Linked DNA regions of Mus musculus: region 2 is linked to region 1. Evidence: chromatin loops called from intact Hi-C (ENCODE). Cell type or tissue: gastrocnemius. All regions are shown on one strand. Links, peaks and the distances in the headings refer to the core of each region. The heading gives the core; the rest is flanking DNA.

Evidence for each region. Peaks named below come from ENCODE experiments on the same cell type or tissue, not always from the same donor. Only the 100,000 strongest peaks of a DNase experiment are listed, where the experiment ranks them.
Region 2: it touches region 1 in a loop (5-fold over the local background); 22 of 42 quality-filtered maps call a loop at or near these places.

Annotation. Positions count from the first base shown.
Region 1 is chr11:48,767,542-48,775,880 of GRCm38, reverse strand. No RefSeq gene overlaps it. Among named protein-coding and RNA genes, the nearest start is that of Gm36109, 28 kb to the left of the region's middle. In gastrocnemius, for the core only: CTCF peaks have their summits at 169 (motif pointing right), 988 (motif pointing right) and 4,002 (motif pointing left); DNase peaks (open chromatin) are centred at 192, 975 and 4,006; H3K4me3 peaks cover 630 bases.
Region 2 is chr11:49,104,811-49,113,149 of GRCm38, reverse strand. Olfr1396 (olfactory receptor 1396) reads left to right here. Exons shown (of 1, transcript NM_146337.1): 1 at 1-373. The coding sequence ends at 373. Among named protein-coding and RNA genes, the nearest start is that of Olfr1396, 4.8 kb to the left of the region's middle. In gastrocnemius, for the core only: CTCF peaks have their summits at 4,213 (motif pointing right) and 7,161; DNase peaks (open chromatin) are centred at 324 and 4,193.

The DNA.
Region 1 (8,339 bases), core at 115-8,114:
AATCAATAAATCAAAAAAAGTTAAAAAACCAAACCAAAACAAACCAAAACAAAAAACCAAAAAAAAAAAAAAAAAAAAAATCCCCACAACGACATAGCAACAGCTGGTTGGGTTCAGGGTCTTGAGTAATTTTTGGAGTGGGAGAGTCAGCTTTCCAAATCTTTTCCTGCAGGTGGCAGTGTTGGGACGAGAATCAAATAGAACACCAGGACAAGAATACCTGTCCCAATTTCCTTTCCCCCGGGACCAGGGGAAGCAGTGTCGGAAGGGAGGGAGCTCTGTGGTGTTTCACTGTAAGGTTTTAAGGTATTTAGCGGTTCTGTTTTTCCTTTTAGTATCGCCATGGGCGATTGGATGAAGGATATGTCTTCCTTTACTGTTTCAGCAGTGACTTGAAATGACAGGAATTACTAGATACATTAACTTCAGACTGCAGAAATGCTTTAATTTTCAAAGTTCTCTCCTAGTTAAAGAAATTGCATGCTTGTATTTCCTCTCAAGAGGAGACTGCTTTTTCTGCAATTTGGATACCTTTAGGATCAATCTATATTTTCAAGGCAAAATCAATTAGGGAGAAAGGATTTGAATCAACCTTAGGCTGTGTCCTGCTGATTGACTGGCGTGTGTGAGTGTGTATGTGAGTGTGTGTGTGTGAGAGAGTGTGTAATGGTGCACACATGGAGGTCACGGGGAAACCTTCAGTAGTTAGTTCTTACCAACATGGGTCTCGGGGATCCACTGAGCTATCTCACAGGTCCAGCCTTGCATTCTTATTATATACGTGTGTATGTGGTGTATGTGTCGGTGTGTGTGTGTGTGTGTGTGTGTGTGTGTGTGTGTGTGTGTGTGCTTATGAGTGCTGATGCCTTCAGAGGTCAGAGGTGTTGGATCCCTGGAGCTGGATTTAACAAACTCAGGTCCTCTGAAGAGCTGTGAACCACTGAGAATCTTCCCAACGCCAGCTGAGCATTCTAAAATGAACCAGTAGGTGGCGCTCACTTATTTCGTATTTATATTAAATTAGCGTTCAATTGTGCCTGGCCTTCTGTGATACGGAGTTTTCATTGATAAAAACACTCTCTATGGCCCTAGTCAAATGTAACTCACGCTTTTGTATATAAAGGAAGGATCTGGGTTCCTTGCTTGTCAATGTAAACTTCTGGGTCCCACGGCTGTTGGGATCCACTAGGTCTTGCTAGTTCCAGAAATGTGCTGTTCAAGCGAGCACTTCCAGGTGATCACGTGGAACAGCACAGCGCAGAACTTTCTGAGTGAGGAATGCGGTTGTGGTGCCATGTTTTAAGATGGATTAATAGCCACTGCTTACTGGGACCTCATTATTTACTGAGCTCGGTGCTAGTGTTTTATTAACATGCAATTCTTCACACCATGAGGCAAATGTGTTGTTTTACCTCTTTACATGAGGAGAAAGTAAAGCACGCAGGCTTCAAGTAATTGTCACGGAGTCACGTAAATATTACAGCATGTAAATATTACCACTGTGATTTAAATTAGGTTTCCACAGTGGCTGGGTCTGCATTCTTAACAAATGCACAGATGGGCTTTGGGGTCTCTCCAGCTAATCCATTTCATGTGTGAAAAGGTCTTAAGGCTCTGTGGAGTGAGCCAAGCTTCAGGCCAGGTTTCTTTTCTTTCTTTTTTTTTTTTTTAAAGAAAGAAGGGGTGGGGTCAACCCCTTTAATCCATCAGGCCTTTGTTTTGTTTGTTTTTTTTTTTTTTTAGATTTATTTATTTATTATATGTAAGTACACTGTAGCTGTCTTCAGACACTCCAGAAGAGGGAGTTAGATCTTGTTACAGATGGTTGTGAGCCACCATGTGGTTGCTGGGATTTGAACTCTGGACCTTCGGAAGAGCAGTCAGGTGCTCTTACCCACTGAGCCACCTCACCAGCCCCCCAGGCCAGATTTCTTCAGGGGCCTGAGCTACACAGTACGGAGTCACAGCAATAACACTGGAGAAGGGGACGGCAGCCTTTATTCCAGCCCTTGTATATTCTTTACCAGAAGTATGAGACAGCGCCTGTCTCCCTACCAATTTTGTTATAGAAAGCAAGGTTCGGAGCCTAGAGTGTTCTCTGAGTACAGTCTTCTGAATGACTTGGAGAGTTAGGCTTGGAGCTGCATGGCTGCCTGTGACGCCAGCTCAGGAGTCTGAGGTCAGCTTGGACTGGACAGGACGACTCTCACTCAAATTTACCCTATTCCCTGACCTAGTCAGGCCGTCCAGTATTGGGGCTCAGGAGACTTCCACTTTAACAAATGCCCCAATGATCCGTCTCCATGTTGGAGAAATGGTGGACCAGAGGCACTCCGTGTTGTCAGCACAGACACAGACACCATGGGCTTGAGCTTTGGAGGTCTGTCTTCCCCTGGTGAGTGCCTCAACTGGGAGTTACGTGATGAAAACACAGCTTCAAGCAGGAGCTGTAAACAGACAAGGAACAGGAAAGAGCTCCTGTGTGTGTGTGTGTGTGTATGTGTGTGTATATGTGTGTGTGTATGTGTGTGTGTATGTGTGTGTGCATGTGTGTGTGTATGTGTGTGTATATGTGTGTGTGTATGTGTGTGTGTATGTGTGTGTGTGTATGTGTGTGTGTATGTGTGTGTGTGTGTGTGTGTGTGTGTGAGAGAGAGAGAGAGAGACAGAGACTCTTGCTTGCTGAAGAACTGATACCTGTTAAGCATGTAGCCCAGGCTATATGACCTCTCCAGGGCGGGGTTACAGATTCGCACCAAGTACCTGGCTTGAGCACTTTTTAATGTAAGAGACTGTTGCGGATCCCACTTTCAGTTTAACTTTACATGCTCAGGAACTAAAACCTATTATTCTTTAAAACAATCTTCAAATACTTCTTTCATTTTCAGAGTGATGATAGACTTAAACTTGTTGCTAAGTGGATCACATTGAGGAAGTGTTAGCATTTCCTCTAGGCTCTGCCCAACAGTGACCTGCAGTTAACTGCTAGAAACAGACAGGTACAAGCTAGCCATTGAGCTTATAAAATGGACGTTTCTCTCCTCCCTCCCCCTTTCCCTCTCCCTTTCCCTCTCCTTCCTCTCTCTGTGTCCCTGGCTGGTCTCTTCCCCTCTTTATCTCTTCCTCTCGCCTCTCTCTTTCTGTCCTTCTCTGCCCTCCTCCCTCCTCTCCCTCTACCCCCTTCCCAGGATCCAAATAAACTCCCTTTTATATTAGGCTTGACATATGACTGTTCAGGGTGACACCTTGGTAGGGCCCAGCAAGGACCTCCCTCCCTGACCCCTCAGGCTGCTGGTTTATAATATACAACAGGAAGCATGTTAGAAAGCTCAGTAATGATTATCTAGTGAACATGCCCCCAAAGTCCTTCCAGATAAAAAGGATATTCACAGCAACCCAAAGAGCCCTTCCTGATCTCACTCAGTTATGACTCCTTTCCCACTCCTCAAATGTAACTGTTGCTGTTGTTGTTATTGAGACAGGATCTCAATGTAACTCTGGTTATTCTGGATCTTTCTATGTAGACAAGGTCTGCCTGGAACTCATTGAGACTTTTCTGCCTCCAGCTTGTTGGGATTAAATAAATGTACAACATGCCACACTGTACCTCGTATGTTAATCTCTAATAGAAGGTGATTTAAAAAAAGATAGGCAGCTTTTGTTTTGTTCAACTTCATATAATTCTTTGGGCCCCCATTATATGCCTGCTGCTGGGAATATAGAGTGAAAACTCTCTCTGCCCAGTGGAGTCCGTTATTGACAGGAAAGGCAAGACTGAAAATCAGTCGTAAAAAGTGGTGATTGTGCTGTGTGCTACAAACTTGGAAGGACAGGAGGCTGGGCACAGTTGTTTCCTTAAAGAGGTACAAAGAGGGCTGGAGAGATGGCTCAGTAGTTAAGAGCACATACTGCTCTTGCAAAGGACCAGTATTTAGTTTCTAAATCTCACATCTGGTGGCTCCTAACCACTTGCAACTCTAGGTCTAAGAGGATCCACTGCCCTCTGCTGGCCTCCGTGGGCACTGCCCCATAATTAAAAAAAAACAAAACAAAAAACCAAACATCTTTAAAATAGCAAGAGACACAATGAGAGTAAAAGAGTAAAGACGAATATAGGACCCAATAAAGAGCTATATCCACTTAAAGGGACTTGTTTTTATAGTATGAACAACAGTGTGGGGCATTGGGCTATTCACAGACAGGCTGGTCTCCAGTTGAGCTGAGATCTGAACCCCGGAATGGTGATAATTCATCTACATGACACAGTGGGCATTCCCTCATGCTCCTGGAACTCTGGCTCCTGCCCAAGGTACCACCCCCCACAGCCCCCACAAGAGAAGCATGACTAGAAGTCACGTATGCAATGGCCCAAGCTTCTGACCTTCAGGCTAAACTCCTCTCCAGTTACCTAGCAACAGTAAAATAAGACAGCATACTTTAAAAGGGGCTGTTTGGCCTCTCCTTGCTCTCTCACTTCTCTCACTCCTCTCTTCTCTCTCTTTGTCTTCTTTCCTCTCTCACTCCTCTCTCTTCTCTTTTTGTCTTCTCCTCTCCTCTCCTCTCCTCTCCTCTCCTCTCCTCTCCTCTCCTCTCCTCTCACTCTTACTCTCTCTCTCTAGCCTTTCCCCCTCTCTCTTTTCTACCTTCTCTCTTTTTCCCTGCCTTTCTATAAAAGAGCTCTAAAACCTTAGAGTGTCTCTGCTCATCAAGGCCCACTGAGCTTGGAGGATGGGACAGGCTTTCTCCTAATGAGCCATTTCTAATCTCCCATTAGAAGGCCTTCCTGTGCTCCAGTTAGATCCACTGCACTCACTCTTGCCGGTGTGGGAACCTCTCATCTCTCTTCCATGTCTCCCATAACCCCGGGGCTTTAGAGAGTAGCTCTGGGGCTCCCAGGTTGGGCAGCCCCTTGTCCACCCCCTGAAGAGTGGGTCAGAGGCTTGGATGCCCACCCGGGGTTGAGTGGAAAGAGTCTGGCAGCCCTCCCACCACACCTGCCTGTCCAGAGCAAAAGTGGAACTCTGGCGGGGCGTGGGCCTTTTCCTCCCTCTCTTTTCCAGGGCCCCCTTTTTAGTTCCCACACAACAGGACCATGTTACTCCTCCACAAAGGTAGTATGGTATACACATGACCTTTGGAGAGGACTGGGCTTAAACGATCCATATAGTGGTCTGGCTAAGTCCAAGTGGAAAGACATGTGACATGTCCTGCAGACATTATAAAATAAAGCGGATCTGTTTATCTCTAAATGATGAAGGAAAATTAGATATTTTCCATGCATTTTGTCTTAATTAGCAGAAAGGTTGGGACAACAACTTTAGCTTATTAAAAGGGATTTCATTTACACTTGTGGTTTTAAAACAGGAAATGTTTTTGGAGTTCAGTGAGTATCCAGACAGATTTCAAAGCAGGAGAAGGTGACACTAGGTGACATTAACAGTTTTTTTTTTTAAAGATTTGTTTATTTATTATATATAAGCACACTGTAGTTGTCTTCAGACACTCCAGAAGAGGGCATCAGATCTCATTAAAGATGGTTGTGAGCCACCATGTGGTTGGTGGGATTTGAACTCATGACCTCTGGAAGAGCAGTCAGTGAGCACTCTTAACTACTGAGCCACCTCTCCAGCCAACATTAACAAATTTTGGGGTGAGCTTCTGAACTTGGCCCATATATATATTTGGTTTTTCGAGACAGGGTTTCTCTGTATAGCCCTGGCTGTCCTGGAACTCACTTTGTAGACCAGGCTGGCCTTGAACTCAGAAATCCGCCTGCCTCTGCCTCCCAAGTGCTGGGATTAAAGGCATGGGCCATCACGCCCAGCTGGTCATTTATATTTTTATGAACATCTACACTTTTTTTTTCCCTTCTAAGATAGGGTCTCCTGGAGTCCAGGCTGGCTTTGAACTCATTATGTAGCCAAGGATGACCTTGAACTTCTGCCCTTCCTGCCTCTTCCCACTGTGCTAGAATTCTAGGTGTGTGTTACTGCACTTGGTCTGTGTGGTGCTAGGATTGCGCCCAGGGCTTTGTGCTTGCCAGGCAAACTCTATCAATTAAACTTCACCCCAGCCCCAGGCAGTATTCTTACACTAGCCTACTATGAATCCCTTAAATGTATAATTTAGAATATGTCGGTTATAATGTTGTAGGTTCATTTGAACGAAAGAGGAAATATTGGTGGGTGAACTATACTTGTGCACTAAAATAAAGCGTTTTAAATATTTTTCCATTAGAAACTTGAATGAATGATCATCTTTCACTTATGGCCTAAGAAGACTCATAAAAAATTCACTTTGGAAAGCAGGGGATGACAATATTACTGTCAAAGAAAGTAGAATTTAAGGAAAGAGAGTCACATGAATCCAAGAGTGTTCTTTAATGTACACGAGGAAGAACAGATTCTGGAGCTAATTTGAGAAAATGTCTAAACCCCTTGAAGATCAGCTTCATAAATCCTGAGAGTCCGAGGTGCGCTCAAGGGTAGGGACTGCTGATGTTGACCACGTAAGCCTTGCTTGCCATGGTACCTCCCTCACCTCTCTCCAAAACCCATGCTCTTTGCAGTGTGACTCTGCAGGGTGAGGCTCTGAACCTACATTGATTTTTGTGGCGTCTTTAGCAAACAAAATGTATTACAGATGATTATTGCTCGTTCCCAGCCAAGGCAAGACTGAGAAAATAGGCATCATTGGCTAAAAGTGAACAGTCACTTTTGTTATGTTTACTTCCTTATTTTGTGTAAAAGTATGTGGGCATGTGTTTATGTGTGTGTGTATGTATGTGTGTGTGTGAGTGTGTGTGTGTGTGAGAGAGAGAGAGAGAGACAGAGAGAGAGAGAGAGAGACAGAGAGAGAGAGACAGAGAGAGAGAGACAGACACAGAGACAGACACAGACAGACACAGAGACAGAGAGGCAGAGATGGTGGAGAGAGACAGAGATGGAGAGAGACAGAGCCACAGGCAGAGACAGAGAGGCAGAGGACAGCTGTTTGGAGTTGGTGCTTTCCTTCCACCACATGAGTTCGAAGGATTGAACTCAGGTCATCGGGCTTGGCAGCAAGTGCCTTAACCCACTGAGCCATCTTGCTGGCTCAACAGTCACTCTTTTGGTCAAAATAAAGAGATGTTTGGCACTTTATGGGTAGCACAATAACCTTACAGTTGTCTGCTTAGACAAAATTATAATGTGACTAACGTCATCTTATTTATTTGTTGTTTAATTATCTATCTATCTATCTATCTATCTATCTATCTATCTATCTATCATCTGTCTTCTCTCTCTCTGAGGTCTCTTGAAGCTCAGAATGGCCTCAAGCTTTCCATGTGGTTGTGGAGGACTTTGAACCCCTGATCTTCCTGCTTTCACTTCCCAAGTGCCGGGATTGCAGGCTGCCACCACCATAACTGTGTGCTTCATCTCTTTTAGTTGTTTGACGTTGTCTTTCTGAGACTTTTTTTTTTAAGATTTATTTATTTTATGTATGTGAGTACATTGTAGTTGTACAGAGAGCTGTGAGCCTTCATGTGGTTGTTGGGAATTGAATTTTAGGACCTCTGCTGTCTCTGGTCAACTCGTCTTGCTCAGTCTCTGTTCGCGCTGGTTCAAAGACTTATTTATTATTATACATAAGTACACTGTAGCTGTCTTCTGACACACTAGAAGAGGGCATCAGATCTCATTACGGATGGTTGTGAGCCACCATGTGGTTTCAGGAATTTGAACTCAGGACCTTCAGAAGAGCAGTCTATGCTCTTGTCCACTGAGCCATCTCACCAGCCCCTGAGATGGTTTTTGTCCAACAGAGAACTTCACGGCTGTGCTTGTGAACACCTGGGCAGCTCCCAAATGCCAGGGTCTTCTTTCTCCCACCTTTCATGTACAGGTTAGGGGACCTGCAGGGTATTGGTGAGAAAGCTGATTTGTTTTATCTGCCATGGGTATAATCATACTTGCTGTCTGTCTGGTGTTTTCCACTAGGGTCAGGCAATGCCTAATATTCACTATTTTTTTTTAACCATACAATTTTTATTGATTATTTGGAATTTCACATAATCTATCCCCATCATCCTTGTTTCCCAGTCTTCCCAGGTCTGCCGATCCCCACCCTTGTGACTCCTCCCCCAACCCCTCCACAAAAAACCCCAAGTCTGATTTGTGTTGTTGATATAGTCACTGGAGCGTGGTCAAACCAATGTGGCAGCCAGCTCCTTAAAGAAAAATGAGTCTCTGCCAGTAACCGTCTATGGTGACTCGAGTTACACTTCAGCATCCTCATCACAACTTTTAAGAGTTCTCTTCAACAGCTTCCTGTCTAGGTTGTTATTTGTTTGGGGG
Region 2 (8,339 bases), core at 144-8,143, 340 kb before region 1:
CACATCCCTATTTGAGAAGATAGTGTTTTTTTGCTGTATCTTCATGCTGCTGTTTCCCTTCTCCATCATTGTAGCCTCTTATACCCGCATCCTAGGAACCGTACTCCATATGCACTCTGCTAAATCCCAGAAAAAGGCTCTGGCCACCTGTTCCTCCCACATGGCAGCTGTCTCTTTCTTCTATGGAGCAGCCATGTTCATCTACCTGAGACCAAGACAATACCGAACCCCAAGCCAGGACAAGATGGTGTCTATCTTCTACACAGTCCTTACTCCTATGCTCAACCCCCTCATTTATAGCTTGAGGAATCGCGATGTGATAGGAGCACTGCAGAAAGGGCTGGACCGATGCAGGGTTGGCAGCCAGCCCTGAGCTCTGGAGTTGGACTCTCTCTTATCATAGCTGTGTTATAGCCAGTAAATAATTTCCCATCTGTGTTTAATCACACAGTTTAATCATAAACAATGAGGTGCTTGACACCTGCTATCTTGGACAGAACTTTATAAACCCTAAACCAGTACTAACTGTATTTCTTGTGATAAATGGATTCCTCCCCCCCCCCCCTCAGTCTTTTGCAGATTTCTTTCTAAGTACGTTATAGAGGAAGGGAAAGCTCTGTTAACTCAAGCGCTGCAGTACCAGGGCATTGAGATGCTATCGTTTATCACTTAAAGCTGGAGTGTTTTCTTTACCAGAAGACTTAACCCTTCTCACTGATGTTCACAGAGTCTCTTAAGTTCCAGGCACCGAGGCCTGTATTACCATTTTTCTCTAATTTACATACTGGTCTTGCACATTATTTGTTTATAATGCTACCACTGTTCTGTTATTTATATTGTACAGCTCACCATTAATGGCAAAAGTGAAAAATCTTCCAGATGGCAGAAAGCAAGATTCTAGAATTCTTTTTAGAGATTTCTCGTCTTTGTACTGCGAAACCTTATTAAGGTTGCTTCAAGGAATAAAAATGGAACATTGTACTACTCAAGAGAAATAGGGTAAACATGGGAGTACTGGATGCACACGGTCCTATAATGATGGATGCACATGGTCCTATAGTAGATGCACACAGTCCTATAGCAAAAATGTGAGTGTCTATCACTTCTGTTTTTAATTGTTCTTGTCATTTTTCCTTTGCTTGAGGCTGAATCTAAACATAATGCTTAAGATAACCCCAATCATCTAGACACTGCAGGTCTCTTGTCTCATACTTTTGACTGTATAGACTAACCTGTTTTCCTCTTGAAGTTGAAGACCTCAGCAAAATTTGAACTTTTATTCAATGTTGTTTACATTCTGACTATAAATCGGACTCACATCCATTGTGCTGAGCCAGGCATCAGTTGTTTGTCCCCATTTGTAATAAAATCATTTTTTCCTGAAATTCCAATGATCTCTTTGAAAGCAGAGAGCAGTCGGGGGGTTGGGGTGGCGGGAGGGAGGGTTTTAAACTAAGTTCTGGAAGTTTTGCCCCAGGAAGGTGCTTGCTCAGTCTTAGGTTCTGCTCACGGAGAACAACAGCATTAATAAATATGATTCTTAAGAAGCGGGGTGGGTGAGATGGAAGAATGTCTGGGGGATGCTGAATTCAATCCGAGAGAGAGAGAGAGACAGAGAGAGAGACACACACACAGAGACACAGAGAGAAAGAGAGACAGAGAGAGAAAGACAGAGAGAGACACAGAGAGAACACAGATGGAGACAGACAGACAGACAGAAATACAGACAGACAGAAAGAGAGAGAGAGAGAGATGGAGAGAAACAGAGAAGGCAGAGAGACAGACAAAAGCATAGTGCTGCCATGGGGACAGGCTAGTAGACAGCCAGCTGAGTTAAATTCTCAAAACAGGCATTTTGTAGTGAACATGCTTATTTCAAAGAACCTTACAGGGGGACTTCCTTCCCTGGGAACCCTAATTGCCAAAAGAAATCTCCAAGGATTTGTGAAAATAGAAGCTGTGTGTCCTTGTAGCTGCCAGAATTTCCACTGTGTGGGCGTGCATAACTTAACTTTGCTGATGATCTCTTGCTGATGCCTGTTAGGTGGAGGCCAAACCAGCAAACTGATTTTAGTGTTTATAGTACTAAACATCTTTCTGGCTCCTCTTCTCTTCTTACCCCAAACATCTGCCTTGTCAAAATTTTAATCTGACCAGATTCTCTTCTTCCAGAAAGTGTTCCTGGTTAAACTCATGCACATTACATCTCCCTCGTATTTTGCAAGCATCAAACCATACATATTATGTACCAACCAGAACCCTTCATCCATAAGCACGAAACATGTAGAATTAATTCATCCCTCTCCCGAGAAAACAAGAATTATCACTAACAAGTTTTGGATACCTGTACGTGAAGGTGAGGATTTGTAGTCCCAGATACTTCTGGGGCAAAAGAGTTGCTTGATTCTACAGATTATTGAGACTCTTTCAGTAAATAAAAACAAAATTTTGAAAGATGTTCTGCTTTAAACTGGGTTTGGTGACAAATGTCTATCAATCTGGAACTCATGAAGTGGAATCAGAATGCTCAAAAACTTAGTATCATCCTCAGTTGCACTGCAAGTTCAAAGCCAACCTAGCATGTATAAGAAAAAGATTGGGCTGAGGACATAGCCCAGTTGATAGCCTGGGTAGAGTAGTACATGCCTATAATCCTAGCACTTGAGAGGTGGAGGCAGGAGGATTAGAAGTTCAGCACAGCTTTGAATACTTGTTTCAATTTAAAAATAAATAGTTTTTAAAAAAAAGCATTAAAAATATTTTTCTAACTTTCACCTAAGTCATAGTGATTTGGGGGTGTTCCTTTTTTCTGATCTTTTAGGGCATATACTATGTTTCCACTGCATTGCCTGGATGTACTGGTTGGTCTTGTGTGTCAAATTGCCACAAGCTGGAGTTATCACAGAGAAAAGAGCCTCCCTTGAGGAAATGCCTTCATGAGATCCAGCTGTAAGGCATTTTTCTCAATTATTGATCTAGGGTGGCCTCCCATTGTGGGTGATGCCATCCCTGGGTTGGCAGTCTTGGGTTCTGTAAGAAATCAAGCTAAGTAAGCCAGTAGATAGCATCCTTCCATGGCCTCTGCATCAGCTCCTGCTTCCTGACCTGCTTCCAGTCCTGACCTCCTTTGGTGATCAACAGCAATGTGGAAGTGTAAGCTGAATAAACCCTTTCCTCCCCAACTTGTTTCTTGGTCATGGTGTTTGTGCAGGAATAGAAACCCTAACTAAGACACTGAACAAAAGCCAGTTTGCTGTTATTATGTTTGCAGCACCCAGCACCTGGATATGCTACACAAAGGTCTACCATGAGTCTTAAACCCAGGATCTGGAAAAGCTGTACAAAGATTTACCATGAGCTGATAACTTAATTCCAAATCAGGTTTTCAATTGGCAGATATCTATTGATCAGCTACTATCCCCCAGACATTTGGGGAATTTGGGGTCACAAGAAACTTCCTTTTGTCCAGGCACACAACTCAATTAACTGGACAAAGTGTCTTATAAATTAAAAGCTATTGAAATAAAACAGACTCAGAAAGGGGAACATCATGGGTTTGTTTCTGTCTGCAAAAATGAAGGTTTTTTAAAAACAGGGTTGAGGAGGTTACTTGGAAAGAAAATGGAGACCAACAGGAAGAGGGAACAGGAGAGATGCACTCCCTGCTCTCTTGAAATGTCTAGCTTAGCCTTAATAGATCACAACACACACACACACACACACACACACAGAGAGAGAGAGAGAGAGAGAGAGAGAGAGAGAGAGAGAGAGAGATTGCACTACAGGTGCTAGGCAATCAACATGCCTGGTCATGAGGGAGATTCTGAGTCTAGGTTATTTATTATAGAAAAATATATTATCGTCTTGTTATGTGTTTGGGTGTTTTGCCTGCATGTAGGCCTATTCTTAAGAAAGGTGTTGGCTACAATCTGTCCTGCCTGCAAGACGTGCTGATGCAGTGATGGTGGTGAGAGTGGCCAACCATGACTGGTCCATGCCTCAAGAGGGAGCCTATGTCTGACACTGCCTGGATGGCCAGGAGCTAGAGGCAGGACAGTCCAGAGGCCCAGGATAGAACCAAACATGACTGGAGTGTGGGAGGGAGGTCAATGAAAAGATTTCTAATCATATTCTGCTATACTCATAGATTGGTACCTAGCCCAACAGTCATCAGAGAGGCATCAAGCACTTATGGCAGTAGCTGCAAAGCCCACAGCCAAACACTAGGTGGAGCCAGGACACCATTCAGTGTAAAAGTATTTTTTTTTTTTTTAGGTATTTTCCTCATTTACATTTTCAATGCTATCCCAAAAGTCCCCCATACCCACCTCCCCAATCCCCTACCCACCCACTCCCCCTTTTTGGCCCTGGGGTTCCCCTGTACTGGGGCATAGAAAGTTTGCAAGTCCAATGGGCCTCTCTTTGCAGTGATGGCCGACTAGGCCATCTTTTGATACATATGCAGCTAGAGACAAGAGCTCTGGGGGTACTGGTTAGTTCATAATGTTGTTCCACCTATAGGGTTGCAGTTCCCTTTAGCTCCTTGGGTAATTTCTCTAGCTCCTCCATTGGGGGCCGTGTGATCCATCCAATAGCTGACTGTGATCATCATCCACTTCTGTGTTTGCTAGGCCCCGGCGTGTTTCGCCATCTCTGAGGCTTATTGCCTCCATCTGCAAAACCTGAGCCTGGTCCTGGAAAGCTTCTAGCTTCCATACAATCTTACCTAGGCCTAGAATGTTTTTCAGCCTCTGAAACTTGCTGCTGAATAAGCTCACCCTTTCTTGTTCTTTCTGATCTCTGGCTGGCTGATTTCAACTCAGCTGTTCTGACTCAAACTTCAGTCCTTGCTGACTAATTCAGTGTGCTTCTTCCCTACTTCCTCCCCCCCCCCCCCCCCATACTCTCTGACTCTCCTAAATCGTTCTGCTTGACTTATAACTAATTCTAGCAATCTGTTCTAATCTTCTGGCTCCTCATTCTTGTCGGGGTCATGGGGCACGCAAATAACGAAGAAAGGACCGCCAAAGTCAGAAATAAACCAAAGGCAACTTTATTCACATCTGGGAAACACTTCTAACTGGACAGGGTCACAGTGAGGCTTGGGAGCTCACAAAAACAACCTTGAAGGGCAGGGGCAGTCTCCTTTGGAAGCATAAGCCCATAGGCAGATAGATGTTCAGGGGATAATAAAGAAGGAATTTATAAATTAGGGGTCAGTTCTCAGGCCCAGGGTGTAGCGGGTAGCAGGATGTTTGTACAGGCTCAGGGCTATTCTAAGACAACAGTCTTATCTCAACGTTTATGGGGCTAAGGCAGGCCAGGTGGTTTTACTGCAGCTGAAAAGAATGCAGTGCTTGGGGACATGCACTGAGATGGGGGCAGCAGACCAATGTCTGGAATTACTCTGGGCTCTTCAGTTCTGTCTTTACCTGGGTCTAGCTTGTTCTCTCTTCAACCTGTCTCTATAAAACTCTCCTGGTAAAACTCTCTCTCTCTCTCTCTCTCTCCCCCCCCCTCTCTCTCTCCTCATGAGAGCTGGGCATATATTATTCTGTCAAATCTTTCTCTGATTCATCACTTTTTCTGCCACTCAGTAAGACATGACTTTCAAACATGGCTGCTTCCTTCTACAAACTTTGGGATTAAAGGTGTGTCTGTATTCCAGCTAGAGGGATTAAAGGTGTGTGCTAAGATTCACAGTGTGATCAAATATCCTGCAACACTGTAGAAGACAGGTAGGGAGGATTGTAGATGCCAGAGAGGTCAAGAACACTATGAGAACTCAGCCTACTAATCAACTAAGCAAGGCTCTAAAGGACTCGCAGAAATAAAAGTGACAAACACGGACCCTGTATGGGTCTGAGCTAGGTCCTCTGCATATAGCTTGTGGTCGTGTAGCTTGGTGTTCTTGTGGGACTTCCAACAGTGAGTGAGAGTCTCTGACTTTCTCCTGCAGTTGGGACCTATTTCCTCCTACTGGGTTGCCATGTGCAGCCATGATATCAGGGTTTGTGCCCAGTCTTATTGCATCTTGTTGGGCCACATTTGATGGATATCCCTGGGGAGGTCGGGGGGGGGGGCTGGTTTTGTTGTTGTTATTCTGTTGGTTTGTTTTTTAAAGGGAAAAAGAGGAGTTGATCTTGGGGAAAGGGGAGGTGGGGGAGGTACTGGGATAAGCAGAGGGAGGGGAAACTGTGGAGGAAAGGTAATGTAAGAGAGAAGAATAAAAGGCTTCCATGTGGATGCTGGCAACTAAACCCAAGTTTTCCAGAAGAGCAACCAGTGCCCTTACCTGCTGAGCCATCTCTCCCCTCCCCCCATTAAGTGTGTGTAAACTAGACCAAGTATATCAACTCCTATGGTTCCTGATTCTTCAGTTTTCCTGTACTCTGATGCATTTTTTCCCTCTCCATTATTTGTTCATAATTTTCTAAGTTTGCAATCAGGGACACTAACATTAGTTATAAAAGTATTATGCCACTTATTTTATTTTCCTTAGCATATATACATTGTAAAAAGTGGGGTTTGTTGTGACCATTTCACACTGTCAAAAACTGTATATTTGTTGTGCTTTACTAAAACTAAGCAGGCAATTCCATGAGAGCAGATGTTTAACCTATCACATTCACACTTGTCCCATATTCCTGTCCTACCATAAGCCTGGAGGAATCTCTGCTCTTGGGAAGTAGAGGTCACAGGGTAAAACATTAGTCTTCCCAGACAGGATTGGTCAGTGAAAAGGTAGGCTTACACGTGTGGAACATGTCAAAAAATTAAAACTTTGACCATAAAGTTTATTGTGAAGTCTGGGACACTTTTGGGGTGAACACAATGGAGCAAGACTAGAGAAGGATGGCGGGCACAAAGGATGTGCACTCTGGTCCTGTACGCTATACCCTATGAGGGATGGCAGCCACAATGGGTGTAGACCTATGAAGCAAACCTCCTGACCAGATAGAAATAGGCCACAGGGTATGGGATGAATCCCAGACATTCATGAGTATGGATGCTGTGTTCCCTATTCCCTCTCTCTGGGTCAGTGAAGACCAAGGAGGGAGCTTGGGTCAGACGGAGCAGTTCTTCCCTGGCCCTCTCACCTAGTAAGAGCAAGTAGGGGAAGAGGAAAATGGTTATTTTAATGCTAGAACTCCCTCTAAAGGTAGGTTTTCTTCAGGACACCCAACCAAAGATAACTGAGAGTCATTTCCCAGTTATTCCATCCTAACTTCACAGTTTCTATGCCAAGCTGATGGTTCATTTTTCAGTTTCTATTTGTGAATTGGCACATCCTTTTCCTCCTATTGTCTGTCCTACTGTTGTTGGAGTGTTGGAGGAAAGGAGAAAGTGAGTCATTTCCCATTCTTTCTTTTCTTATTTATTTATTTATTTATTTATTTATTTATATGAGTACACTGTCATTGTCTTCAGACACACTAGAAGAGGGCATCAGATCCCATTACAGATGGTTGTGAGCCACCATGTGGTTGCCGAGAATTGAACTCAGGACCTCTGGAAGAGCAGTCAGTGTTCTTAACCACTGAGTCACCTCTCCAGCCCTTCTTAATGTCTTATTAATGTTTCCTTACCTTCTTTCTCTCTGTCTGTGAGACCATCCGTGGGTCCCTGAGTTGAAGTATTGTGTGCAGTAGGAAGGCAGTGAAAGTGGGGATCAAGAAAAGTGCTGTGCTGGGCGGTGGTTTTAATCCCAGCACTTGGGAGGCAGAGGCAGGTGGATTTCTGAGTTCGAGGCCAGCCTGGTCTACAGAGTGAGTTCCAGGACAGCCAGGGCTACACAGAGAAACCCTGTCTCAAAACAAACAAACAAACAAACAAACAAACAAAGTGCTGATATGGGACACAGAATATGTTGTCTCCAAAGAACAGTGTGGGGACGAAGCGGCTTCTTAATGCTCTCATCCAAAGGAAGCAAAACAAAACCACCGCCTAAACACCCAGCACACAGAGTTGAAACATGTGAGCCGAAACAAAAATTTTCACAAGGTTTTTCTGGATAATATAAATATTATTCAGCCAAAGAATATCTGCTGAGAACATAACAGTCACTTCGTTAAGAGCCTGGGATCAATATGGTATTCAAAAGCAGCATCAGGAAACATAAGTTCTAGTGAGGACCAGAAGTTAGCAAAATTTTGTAGACAGAGCATACCATACACTGGTACTGCTTGCCAGGCCACACAAGGCAGAAAAGAGCTTCAGAGTGGAAGAAAAAGTCACCTTTAAATAGGGTGTGAGGGGAGTGTTCAGTGAGGACTGGAGATGGCGTGAACATGTCTGGGAAAAGACCTCTGTGTGATGTAACACTGGAAGGTCAAGGC